3 separate regions of the Homo sapiens genome follow, and regions 1 and 3 are each linked to region 2. The links are chromatin loops, found by intact Hi-C in ENCODE. Cell type or tissue: GM12878. All regions are shown on one strand.

Region 1 (4,000 bases), 170 kb after region 2:
GAAAAGGGCCTGTGTTAATTGTCACTAAATACATCTTTTTATAACTATCTTTGAAATTAAATACAGTTGTTTTCCTGGGGGCTACCAGGTAGGTAGAATGATACCATCTATGACTGAACGACATCTATGACTTTACATGAGATAAATACTTCATGCTGAGATGAGATGAGATGAGAAAGGGTAGTGGAAGGGGGAGAGAGTGTCTTGAAAAGAAATGAGAATGTGTGGAGAGATGCTGAATTTCGAAAACAAGAAAAGGAAAGAGATGAATGAGAATCATTGACTATTAGAACTGGAAGGAACTTAGAGATGAATCAATGCAAAATGTTTGTTCTATAGATGAAGTCACCATATCACAGAGAGGTTAAGCAAACTGCCCAAGGCCATACAGAGAGTTGATGGCAGATCAAGACATAGGACTCATGACTCCAATCCAGGACACTAAAGGAGATTTCAAAGTATAAAAGGAGGACTCCAGAGAAAGCAGAGGGATGTTTCTAGGATCCAAAGTTATGATTCCTTGCCTGTTTAGAAGTTAGAAAAAAAGAGCAAGAATTAATTATATTCTCCCTGTAGAAATGGGGCCTTCTCACCCACAACCACCCTACTTAAATCCCAGCTGCCTATGAGCAGAAAAGACAGCAGTAAAAAAAAAAATGGCACTACTTCCCAGGATTTCTTATCTAGTCCACGGGAGCTGAGATGATGTGATTACTTATGACATCATTCATCACTCACGTGGCTTCTGCTTGCAGTAATTCTGCAAAGTAAGGGCAAGCTTTGCATGTGAGAAGCAGAAGGAGAATGACTTCCCTGCTGTAATGTGTAAATTTGACTTCCCTGGGTCATCAATTTTATACCATGAGGATATTAGATAGTATGCAACAAAATGCTAACCTGTGGAATCTTACTGTGGGCATTACATTGAGTTTGGGTAGCACCCTCAGCATCATCATAACACCCAGTGTTCAGCAACCTGGCTCATCCCGACACTAAACCTAATACCCATTGATCAATAGCTTGTGGTCTGCCCACTCTTTCAGGGACCACTGTGCCTGACATAATCCTAACATTCACTTATGTCAGGAAGGAAACCAATGGATAATAAGTCCATTTAACTTCATTTAATGAATGGGAGAAAAAACTTTGGCACTCAAAATCTTTACCAAGAGCATAAACTGAAAGCTGTGTACATTGGCCTTTTTGTAGTGTAAACTTTATAAAGCAACTTTTTTCTGTTCACCAGATGTTTTCTATGTCCTCTTCAATTTCTCCAGATAATTACCCAAAACACTGGTTCCTTTCTTGATTGAAACTAGTAATACAGTGTCCAAGATTCATTAGCATCCTCTTACATGAGGCATTGGGGCAGGGCTTCTCAAAGTGTGATGTCTGGACCTGCAGAATAAGCATCACCTGGGAACTTAGAAAATGCAGATTATTGAATCTCTCCCTAGATCTTTTGAATCATAACTCTGGGGGTGAGGCCTAGCAATTTGTATTTTAATATGCCTCCAGGTGATTCTGCCACATGCTCAAGTTTGGGAACCACTGCCCTGAGAGAAGATGGTATATAATCTCTCTCTCATGAATAAGGGTCAGAGGACTCCTGACAGCCCAGGACTTCTTCAAGGTGTCAGGGATTTCCCAGCCCCACTTATGATGACAGAAAGCAGGAAGTTCTTGGCTTTGACAGGTGTCCTCTGAACTTCTGGAGGAGACATACACTGAAGAACAGCCACACAACAATGAAGAGAAGATGACTTCACACAGTCATAACTGTCTCCAAACCACTGAGAAGAGAAAATGCCTGCAAGAAAAGCAATGATGAAACCCAGGTGCAACCACTGAATTTTGATAAGGGATTTTTCATCATGGTTGAAGATGAAAGGAAGGCCAGAGCAATGCACCTTCTGGGTGCTGAGTTTGTAAGATTTTGGTTTTCGGAGGTTGACACACTGCCATTTTTTAAGAAGCCATATTATATTTAAAGTAAATTCAGTAGAGAAGCCCAGAGGGAAGATGATCAAGCCCATTTATCTGCAAAAGGATTCCTAGTCTGCCTCTATCAGCTCTGTGTAAGACAAATAAACTTAAGAAGAAACAAGACACCAAAAACTAGCCAGGTCAACTCCAATTTGACTTTGCATTCATAGATGCTACTTGATCATTTATACTAGTTAGTGACAAGCTATTAGAATAGATGGAAAAGATTATACAGGGCTTTGGAGCTAAAGAGATCGACAACTTGCTGTGTGACCTTGGATAACTTACTGAGCTTTACTCAGTCTCAGTTTCCTCAGCTGTAAAATGGTAATAATGGTAGTGCCTACCTCTCAGGGATGTTGTGCTGATTAAATGAAGTGCAGTATAGCAACAGCTTCACCCAGTGCCTACTAAATAAAAGTGCCTGGAGTTTAAAAATTTCTTTAATTATTTTTCTTATTTATGACTCAGTTCCACTGTCTTTGGTGGATGAAGTGGGAAAATATGAGGATGAATGAATGAGTTAATAAGCAGTGAAAGAGAAAATAAATGCATCACATTAAAGAAGGTCAGCTTGCTGTTCTAGGCAGTGAAGGATCACATCTCTCTTTGGCGTACCCACTATTGGATGTAGCAGAAGAGGGGCTTAGCTCCTTGATTTCTTTTGGGCAACAGAAATCTAAGGAAGGTCTCAAAACTTACCCAGAAAGAGGCAGCTTCTGAGTACCCTATGTCCTCGTGATGCATCCCCCTCATCCATCTGTCAAGAATGGTCAATTCTCCTTGAGTTTCCCTGAGGACCTCAGCCTTCTTTGCTTTATTTGGCATTTTTGCTCAGTGTGAAGTCACTTGCTGTGCTTATACTCAGCTTTATGACCAATGCCAGTTTCTAGCATGCTTAAGGCTTCTATTTTCCTTTCCTAAAGGCCAGGAGTCCTGCTGTTTCACAAGGCTGAGTGAGAATGTGGCAAACTCAGCCAGACAGAGCGAGTACTACAGCAGCCTTCAGGAGGCAGACTCTGAATGTGTGAGTTCCTGTGTGGCTTTGGGGAAGTCACTTTATCTTTCCTTTAGGGCCTTAACTGTGGCAATCCCTATCTTGCCACAGTTAAGGCCCAAATTAAAATAATTGCCCCAAATTATTTCAGAGACCTGATTTAAAACAATTTTTACTTAAAAATAGTATCAGAAGAATAAATACACGTGTACGTGTGTGTACACACACAATATTTAAAATCCAACTCAGTAAAATACTTGACAAACCTGAGCAATGTAAGTTCAGTTTTACTATTATACTCGCCCAGGACGTAGGTGCTCTCTCACAATGTTTTCACGCTGTATGTTTCCCCCTTTGTTCTGAAAACATGTTGGTCTCTACAAGCATTGCCTCTTCCCATCATTTCCTAGATTCTTGCCACAGTAATAACAGCTTCCCCATCCCGAGTGCTCCCTCCATGCCGGGGGCTCTGTTAAGCATTTTATGTGCATTATTCTACTTGATCCTTGCAATTTTTCTTGAAGTCAGCACTATTATTATTTCCATTTTTCAAATGAAGAAACTGAGGCTTAAGTGGCTGCAAGAATTTGCCTCTGGACAAACAAGTTGAGAGCAGCTGAGCTGGGATTTGACCCCAGACCATCAGACCCCACACCATGTACACGTCAGCACTAGGAAACAGTGCCTCAGACTCTGACCCTGCCCTGCCCGGGGGTGCCCAACATCTGCATCTAGCCATTCCTTGCCTATCTAGGCAGAACACAGGAAGAAGGACCTTCTTTTTACTCTGGAGTTTTAAAGAAGGAAAATGTTGATGTTTTTTCTTTTTGCTTGATCATACTGGAGAGGAGCAATTTAGCGAAAAGAGCAAAACCCCCATTCACGCCAAAGTGTCAAAACCTGTGAAACCACAAAGGGTAAAAAGTTCTGCCTGTCCTTCACAAAGCTTTTAGTACAAATGCATTTGTCTGGCATATTACTCCATGTAAAAAACACTCAACAAAGGTTTTTTTTTTT
Region 2 (4,000 bases):
CCCCAGAACGTTGGGAGGCTAAAGAAGGAGGATTGTTTGAGCCCAGGAGTTTGAGACCAGCCTGGGCAACATAGCAAGACCCCACCTCTACAAAAAATATAAAAATTAGCTGGGCGTGGTGGCACATGCCTTTGGTCCCAGCTATTTGGGAGGCTGGGGCCAGAGGAATGCTTCAGCCCAAAAGGTTCAAAGCTGTAGTGAGCCATGATTGTGCCACTACACTTCAGCTTGGGTGATAGACCAAGACCCTGTCGCAAAAAAAAAAAAAAAAAAAAAAAAAAAAAAAAAAAAAAAAAAAAAACCTAATAGTGTTCATGGCTTCTGAAAAGAAGAGGAAAAATGAGCAGAGAGGAGTCATGATTTTCTTAGCTTTCACACCTGGAAAAGACTTGGCTTGGATTAAATCCTCAGCATTACTGCTGGACAAGATCTCAGCTTACAGAGTGTCTCTGCCCAGCATAAAGGCTAATATATCCACAGTTTTATATATTCACTATTCTAAAGTAATTATTTGAAGTAACACACACTTAGCTCCCCAGGGTCTCCAGTCCTTTTCACAGTCAAACCACCGGTTAGTGATTTCAAGAACATGATGTAATGAACAGAGGAGATGAGAGAACATGCCCCACAGATCAGACCCATTTGTTTCTTATGGATAGCTATGGGTCACCTGATGGATGTTGTGTAGCAGATTGAAACTGTGGTCAACTATGTTAATAAAAGGACATGGAAAAATTATGAGTCTAAAACAAAATTTTGCTTCAAACTTCCTATTCCCTTGTAGGAATTGCTCATGTCACTCAATGACCCAAGCCCGGAGTAGCTGAAGATGATAATGAGATGTATGGAAGGGCCAGTGGACTGAACCAAAGACATGCAGTGACTGTTGTTCTCTCTAGGGACCTTGGGAATTTGGATCTTTTTAAGTAGGAGAGACTTCAAATTATAATGAAAACAGGAACACTGTATTTTCTGGCGTACAAGATGTGCAATATTTAAGATACACACCAGTTTTACAAAAGAAAATGTAAAGTACTTTTCATTATATATATATATGAAAAGTAGAGTGGCTTTATATGCGTTCTTTAAGTAGTATTTATTAAGCATGTACTGTGTGCAGGCATTGTTTTGTGTACTAGGGATATACTAGTGAACAAGTCTTATTGTAGAGCTTCCATATGAAAGTAGAGAGACATAAAATATACAGGTTAGTAGATGCACCTAAAATATTTCAGATGATGATGGGTACTAAGAAGAAAAGTAAAGCTGAGACATGGTGCGGGTGGGTGGGTTGGCTATTTTAGATAAGGTAGCCAGGGGGAACTTTCAGAGGGGTTGAGAGTTGAGAAGAGATGTTAACACAGTCAGAGAATGGATCATATGGAGGTTTGGGTGAGAGAAACCCTGGCAGGGGAACAGTAAGTGAAAAGGCCTCAAGGTGGGAATATATTTGGTGTGTTTGTGGAACAGCAAGAAGGTCAGTGTGGCTGAAATATAGGGAGCGAAAGAGAAAATGATAAGAATTAAGATCAGAGAGGTAGGCAGAGATTAGATCCTATAATGTCTTCTAAGCCATATCAGGGAATTTAGATTTTACTCCAAGTATGATGAGAAGTATTAGAGAATTTAGAACAAAGGAATGCTGCAATACTAATTATATTTTTAAAAGATCAATCTGGTTTCTGCATGGAGTGCAGATTATAAGTGGGAAAAAGTTAAGGACAGTAGCTAAAGGGCAAAGCAGAGTCAAGGGGGAGATATTAACTTAAAGCAGGAGATATTATTGAATGAGTACTTGTTAATGGGAATGAGTCTTCAGTACAAAGGGAAGTAGAAAAGAAAACAATAGATGATAGGAGAAAGAGCGAGAATATAACTGCAGAGTCAAAGTTCCTGGATAATTCAGAGATGTGCTCAAGTACACAAAAGAAGATGTTGACATGAGGTAGGAGCATGGTCCTCCATCCATTCTAACATGAAGGAAGGCTGAGAACATGAAGACAGTGCAAGAAGGTTAGATGAATTGATGTAAGAAGATAAGGGAGTAGTATTTTTTTAAATAAAAACTCAGTACCCAGGATAAAATTACAGAGCAAACTTCAGACATTGGTAATATTCCACTAAATCTGGAAAAAATCATAAAGCTAAAAAGACATGTATTAATGTTATTAAAATAAATACAGAAGTTATTGTGGTAATATATTTACTTCTAAAATATTAGGGGCAAAACTCAAACTCTGGTCTTGGTTTGCATTTTTCTTAAGAAAAGCAATAGAATATGAAACCAATTTTTGCTGTGATGTTTTGTGCTGCTGCGCTTTACCACCAGGAGGCAGAATCATCCATTGTTTTACTTCCATGGTGCTTTGCTTCCATCTGTAGTATGGGTACCTTAAAAAGCAAGCTTATTTTTAAACCTTTCTTTTTTCTTTTCAAGGACAGGAGGTGGATATGACATACTTTAGTGAATATAGTAGCTTCCATTGTTGAGTTTCTCCTGTGTTCAGACAATGTGGTAGACATTTGACATGTGTCATCTCTTAGCCTCACAACCCAGCAAAGATGGGTTTGATTATCCCCATGTTTCAGATGTCAAGACTGAGGATAGGAGGAGGTTAAGTCATTTGTCCAAATTCACACAGGGAGAAGTGTTGGAATTTATTGTTAGAGTGAGATGGGTCTTACGGCCAATATCCAGGTGAGGAAGAGTAAGCTCCCCTTAGGAGGCAAATAGCCCCCTCCTTACCGATGCCTCCTTGGTGTTAGTTTCCTCTGACGCTGACTTGGCAACCTTCTGGATGATGGGGGCAATGTTGGTGGGACCGTAGAGTTGGAGCTTAGGAAGACAGCTCTGATAGGCTTCCACAACTCCTTGAATTCCTGAGGTGAAATTGGCAAAGATCAACAGCTCCAGAGTCACTCCAAATATATTTATAGCCAAACACACACAAAAGTAAAGCATTAAATATCCCAAATAGTCCTTATCAACATCATGTTTATGTTCTTAAGATAAAAAGGAATACCACATTGCTAGTGTTGCTGTCTCCTTCCCCACTGAAATCATTCTCCTCTTTAAAAGCTAAAGTCAAAAGCAACGATTTCCACAAAATTTTCCCTAATATCCTACTTTATATATAAGATTTCATTCGCTCCTCATAGCATAATGAAATAGATGTTATACCCATTTTATAGGTGAAGAAACAGAGGCTTAGAGATGTTCAATGATCTGCCCTGGGTCACATAGCAAGTGTGTTCAAGACTCAGGATTTAAACTTGGGTCTGCCTGGCTCTAAGCACTGTGTTCTTAGCCACTAGCAAGCTAGCTTCAATGTTGCACTTGTTTCCACACGATCTTGTTGACTCTAGTAGATACTACCCGTGCCCTCTATAAGAGTCAGGAGTTCCCATGACCATCTCTCCAGATGTTATACTCTGCGGGCAGGAATCATGACTTACTTATTTTTTGTATTTCCCCAAAGAGCTTGAGGCAGTATCGAGCAAATGTAATGCTCACCAAGTGTGTGATGAATGAGCAAAGTGGCTGATATACTCATCTCCTGGGCACTGAGTACAGATAAGTGATGGTTATCATCACGGACAACCCCTCATTTAAAAGGGGGCTTCCATCCTGAGGCCATATGAGCCCAGGAAATAGAAAAGGATGGGACTCTGCCAGGAGAGGCAGTCCTATCTATACAGCTTCTCCTAGTACTTGATACATCTTGACTGTACATTTCATGTTATCATTCTGATCCCACAGCAATAATCTCATTACAAATGATTTTTATTCAAATGGCTTCTCTTGTTGTCTGTGCCTGTGTTATTGCTTGCCTTCCCCTATTCAGCTTATCCTTCTATCCCTTTCTATTCTGAAATAGCACATTAGTCCTGTTTTTGGCCAGAGGGATCCACACAATTCCCTCCTGAGATTATTCTCCATAACCACCATGCACTGCAAAATAGCTCTTGGGTATTTTAGATGAGCAAGTTCTGTTCTGTT
Region 3 (4,000 bases), 81 kb after region 2:
TCTTACATGGTGGCAACAGAAGAAAATGAGAGGGAAGCAAAAGCAGAAACCGCTGATAAGCCCATCAGACCTCATGAGACTTATTCACTTTTTTTCTATTGATTGGAATAGTTTCAGAAGGAATGGTACCAGCTCCTCCTTGTACCTCTGGTAGAATTTGGCTCTGAATCTGTCTGGTCCTGGACTTTTTTTGGTTGGTAGGCTATTAATTATTGCCTCAATTTCAGAGCCTGTTATTGGTCTATTCAGGGATTCAACTTCTTCCTGGTTTAGTCTTGGGAGGGTGTATGTGTCCAGGAATTTATCCATTTCTTCTAGATTTTCTAGTTTATTTGCATAGAGGTGTTTATAGTATTCTCTGATGGTAGTTTGTATTTCTGTGGGATCAGTGGTGATATCCCCTTTATCATTTTTTATTGCATCTATTTGATTCTTCTCTCTTTTCTTCTTTATTAGTCTTGCTAGTGGTCTATCAATTTTGTTGATCTTTTCAAAAAAAACCAGCTCCTGGATTCATTGATTTTTTGAAGGGTTTTTTGTGTCTCTATCTCCTTCAGTTCTGCTCTGATCTTAGTTATTTCTTGCCTTCTGCTAGCTTTTGGATGTGTTTGCTCTTGCTTCTCTAGTTCTTTTAATTGCGATGTTAGGGTGTCAATTTTAGATCTTTCCTGCTTTCTCTTGTGGGCATGTAGTGCTATAAATTTCCCTCTACACACTGCTTTAAATGTGTCCCAGAGATTCTGGTATGTTGTGTCTTTGCTCTCATTGGTTTCAAAGAACATCTTTATTTCTGCCTTCATTGAGACTTATTCACTATCACGAGAATAGCACGGGAAAGACTGGCCCCCATGATTCAATCATTTCCCCTTGGGTCCCTCCCACAACACGTAGGAATTCTGGGAGATACAATTCAAGTTTAGATTTGGGAGGGGACGCAGCCAAACCATATCACCCTCCACCAGCAAAAAGATTATGACTCACTGAAGGCTCAGATGATTATTGGCATTTTTTAGCAAGAATATTTTTAAATTAAGGTATGTTCATCTTTTTTTTTCAGACATAATGCTATTGCACACTTAATAAAGAACAGGATACTGTAAACATAACTTTTTTTTGACACAGAGTCTCACTCTGTTGCCTAGGTTGGAGTGCGGTGGGTGTGATCTTGGCTCACTGCACCCTCCGCTTCCCAGGTTCAAGCAATTCTCATACTTCAGTCTCTCAAGTAGCTGGGATTACAGGCATGCACCACCACGCTTGGCTAATTTTTGTATTTTTAGTAGAGATGGGGTTTTACCATGTTGGCCAGGCTGGTCTCGAACTCCTGGCCTCAAGTCATCTGACTGCTTTGGCATCTCAAAGTGCTAGGATTACAGGTGGGAGCCACTGTGCCTGGTCAATAGTGTAAATATAACTTTTATTTGCACTGGAAAATCCCCAAATCTGTGTGACTCTCCTTATTGTGATATTCACTTTATTGCAGTAGTTTGGAACCAAACCCACAACATCTCTGAAGTATGCCTGTAATAGGCATTTGTGAATGTGGTCTCTCTCTCGTTCTCTCTCTCTCTCTCCCCCTCTTTCCTTCTCTTTCTCCCTCTCCCTTACTCTCAAAATATCTTATTGTACTGTACTCATCCTTCTTCTTGTGATGATATGAGATGATAAAATTGCTATATGATGAGAAGAAGTGAGGTGAATGATGTAGGCATTGTGATTTAATGAAAAATGCCAGAAAAAAGCAGTTTGTAAGTTTTAAATTGCATGTGTTCTGAGTAGCATGATGAAATCTCACGCTGTCCTGCAACACAGGATACGAATCATTCCCTTTGTCCATCTATTCTACCTGCCGGCTAGTCCCTTAGTGGCCATCTTGATGATCAGATCTACTGTCACAGTATCACACTGTTTTTGTACAAGTAACTTATTTTACTTAATCATAGCCCCAAAGGGCATGAGTAGTAATGTAACATTTTCAGACTGTGGCTGACCAATGGCAACTGGTACTCTGGAAAGAGAAACCACAGATAAAGGGGAACTACTGTACTCAGGGCCTCAGTCTGAACTCACTACTGGTGCAGTGAAAAAACCTCAAACAGAAAATTTAATTTAAAGGAGTCTCAAGTTAGTCATTTCTCAAGTGAGTGGAAGAAACAAAGTTAAATCCTTCCTTTAAGAATTTGACTTGCACCTATGATGTCCATTAGGCCCACCACTAGACATATGTGGCTATTTAAATTTTAAACAATGAAAATAAAATAAAATTAAAAATTGACCTCTTTAGTTGCACCAGCCATATTTCAAGTCCTCAGGAGACATATGTGGCTAGGGGTGACCATATTGAATGGAACAGATATAGAATATTTCCATCACACAAAGTGTTCTTCTGGACAGACTGACCAATAGCAATAGATTATAAGATGAAACCTGATTTCCAAGACATAAGAAGAATATGAATAAAATGTGTGTCTTAGACTCAATGAAATATAGTAGATGTAGAGATAGGGAGATAAAAACCTCTCTTTGGGGGCTCAGCAGATAGGAGAATCAGGCTGCTGATTAGGACAACATCAGGGTACCCTGAAGTTCTAAATCATGGAGAATTCCTCTCCAGCCACCTCAGCTTCGAGAGAAGTCTGAAGCCACTTGGACTGTGAGCTCACTGTGTGTGACTAACTGGGGAATTAGCATGAAATCTCATTACTTGGATGACCTCCCAGGCCTTTACTTCTGTGGAAATTACAATTGCATGCAGAATGACATATTTTCAGATATCTTTTTTCTCAGAATATGGCTACCCTTGACCTTTTAAAATTAAATCCATTTTTTATAAAGTCACCATAAAATCATTAGAGTTAATATAATCATTTTCTGAATCCCAAGAGAAGACAAAACCAGTTGAAATTCCAGAGTAAAACATTTTAAAGAGAAATTTTCTATGTCTTTAGCTTTCCCCAATCCAATCCCCATCCTTTGACATGTCTCTCCGGGGATTTTTGGTTTTGATTGAAAGTTTTGTATATAGTAGTTTTATGTGGGAAAGGTACAGGGAACTTCAGTAGGCCTAGAAAATGGAGCTACTGGTTTGGGTTTGCACAGTTTCAAACCGAAAAAAGACTTAATAAACAATTCAATTCAACAATGAAATATTTAATTTAATGAGAAATTACTTTGTGACTCTGTATTTTTAAATTGCTACCTGTTTTTCTCCCAGTTCAATGTATTACCTTATACGGAAAACCGGAAATTATTAACATTTTTCTTTTTCTTCAGTTAATAATAAGGGATCATTGAAATATGGTCCCCATCACAAAGTGTATTTTAATGAGAGAATTGCCTCTTATAATACTAAATAGTATTTAGTATTGATAAAACATTGAAGTAGTAGTTTTTGTGTGGGGGAAATGTAGGAGGGGTTGCAGGAGGAGAGAAACTGGAGATGAATGGGAGAGTTGTGGAAGGAGATTTTAGATTTTTTGAGGGCCTACTATGTGCCAGTTCTGTGATAGGTGCTTTACACGTAATTATCCCCCCTCCCCAACACTTTTTTCTTTTTTCTTTTTTTTTGAGACAGAGTCTCACTCTGTCGCCCAGGCTGGAGTGCCATGGCACCCTGTAGTCCCAGCTTCTCGGGAGGCTGAGGCACAAGAGGGAGGCTGAGGCACGAGAATCGCTTGAGCCCAAGAGGCAGAGGTTTCAGTGAGCCAAGATTGCACCACTGCGCACGATCTTGGCTCACTGCAGCCTCCGCCTCCTGGGCGCAAGTGATTCTCCTGCCTCAGCCTCCCGAGTAGCTGGGATTACAGGCGTGCACCACCATGCCTGGCTAATTTTTGTATTTTCAGTAGAGTCGGGGTTTCACCATGTTGGCCAGGCTGGTCTCGAACTCGTGACCTCAGGTGATTCACCCACCTTGGCCTCCTAAAGTGCTGGGATTACAGGCATGAGCCACTGTGCTCCGCCTCATTATTCCCATTATCTCATGCAACCCTATGAAGTA

Evidence for each region. Peaks named below come from ENCODE experiments on the same cell type or tissue, not always from the same donor. Only the 100,000 strongest peaks of a DNase experiment are listed, where the experiment ranks them.
Region 1: it touches region 2 in a loop (3-fold over the local background); 1 of 110 quality-filtered maps calls a loop at or near these places.
Region 3: a loop joins it to region 2, with 2.0 times the contacts of the local background. A loop is called at or near these places in 1 of 110 quality-filtered maps.

The regions. Positions count from the first base shown.
Region 1 is chr3:131,713,251-131,717,250 of GRCh38, forward strand. All of the region lies in intron 3 of CPNE4 (copine 4), which reads right to left. Among named protein-coding and RNA genes, the nearest start is that of MRPL3, 210 kb to the left of the region's middle. RefSeq lists an enhancer at 1,529-1,848. In GM12878, a CTCF peak has its summit at 2,975; a DNase peak (open chromatin) is centred at 1,761; H3K27ac peaks cover 2,445 bases.
Region 2 is chr3:131,547,201-131,551,200 of GRCh38, forward strand. It overlaps CPNE4 (copine 4), which reads right to left. Exons shown (of 16, transcript NM_130808.3): 14 at 2,747-2,880. Among named protein-coding and RNA genes, the nearest start is that of MRPL3, 46 kb to the left of the region's middle. In GM12878, a CTCF peak has its summit at 2,330 (motif pointing right); a DNase peak (open chromatin) is centred at 2,371.
Region 3 is chr3:131,628,347-131,632,346 of GRCh38, forward strand. All of the region lies in intron 7 of CPNE4 (copine 4), which reads right to left. Among named protein-coding and RNA genes, the nearest start is that of MRPL3, 130 kb to the left of the region's middle. In GM12878, no CTCF peak of the experiment used is centred here; a DNase peak (open chromatin) is centred at 1,995.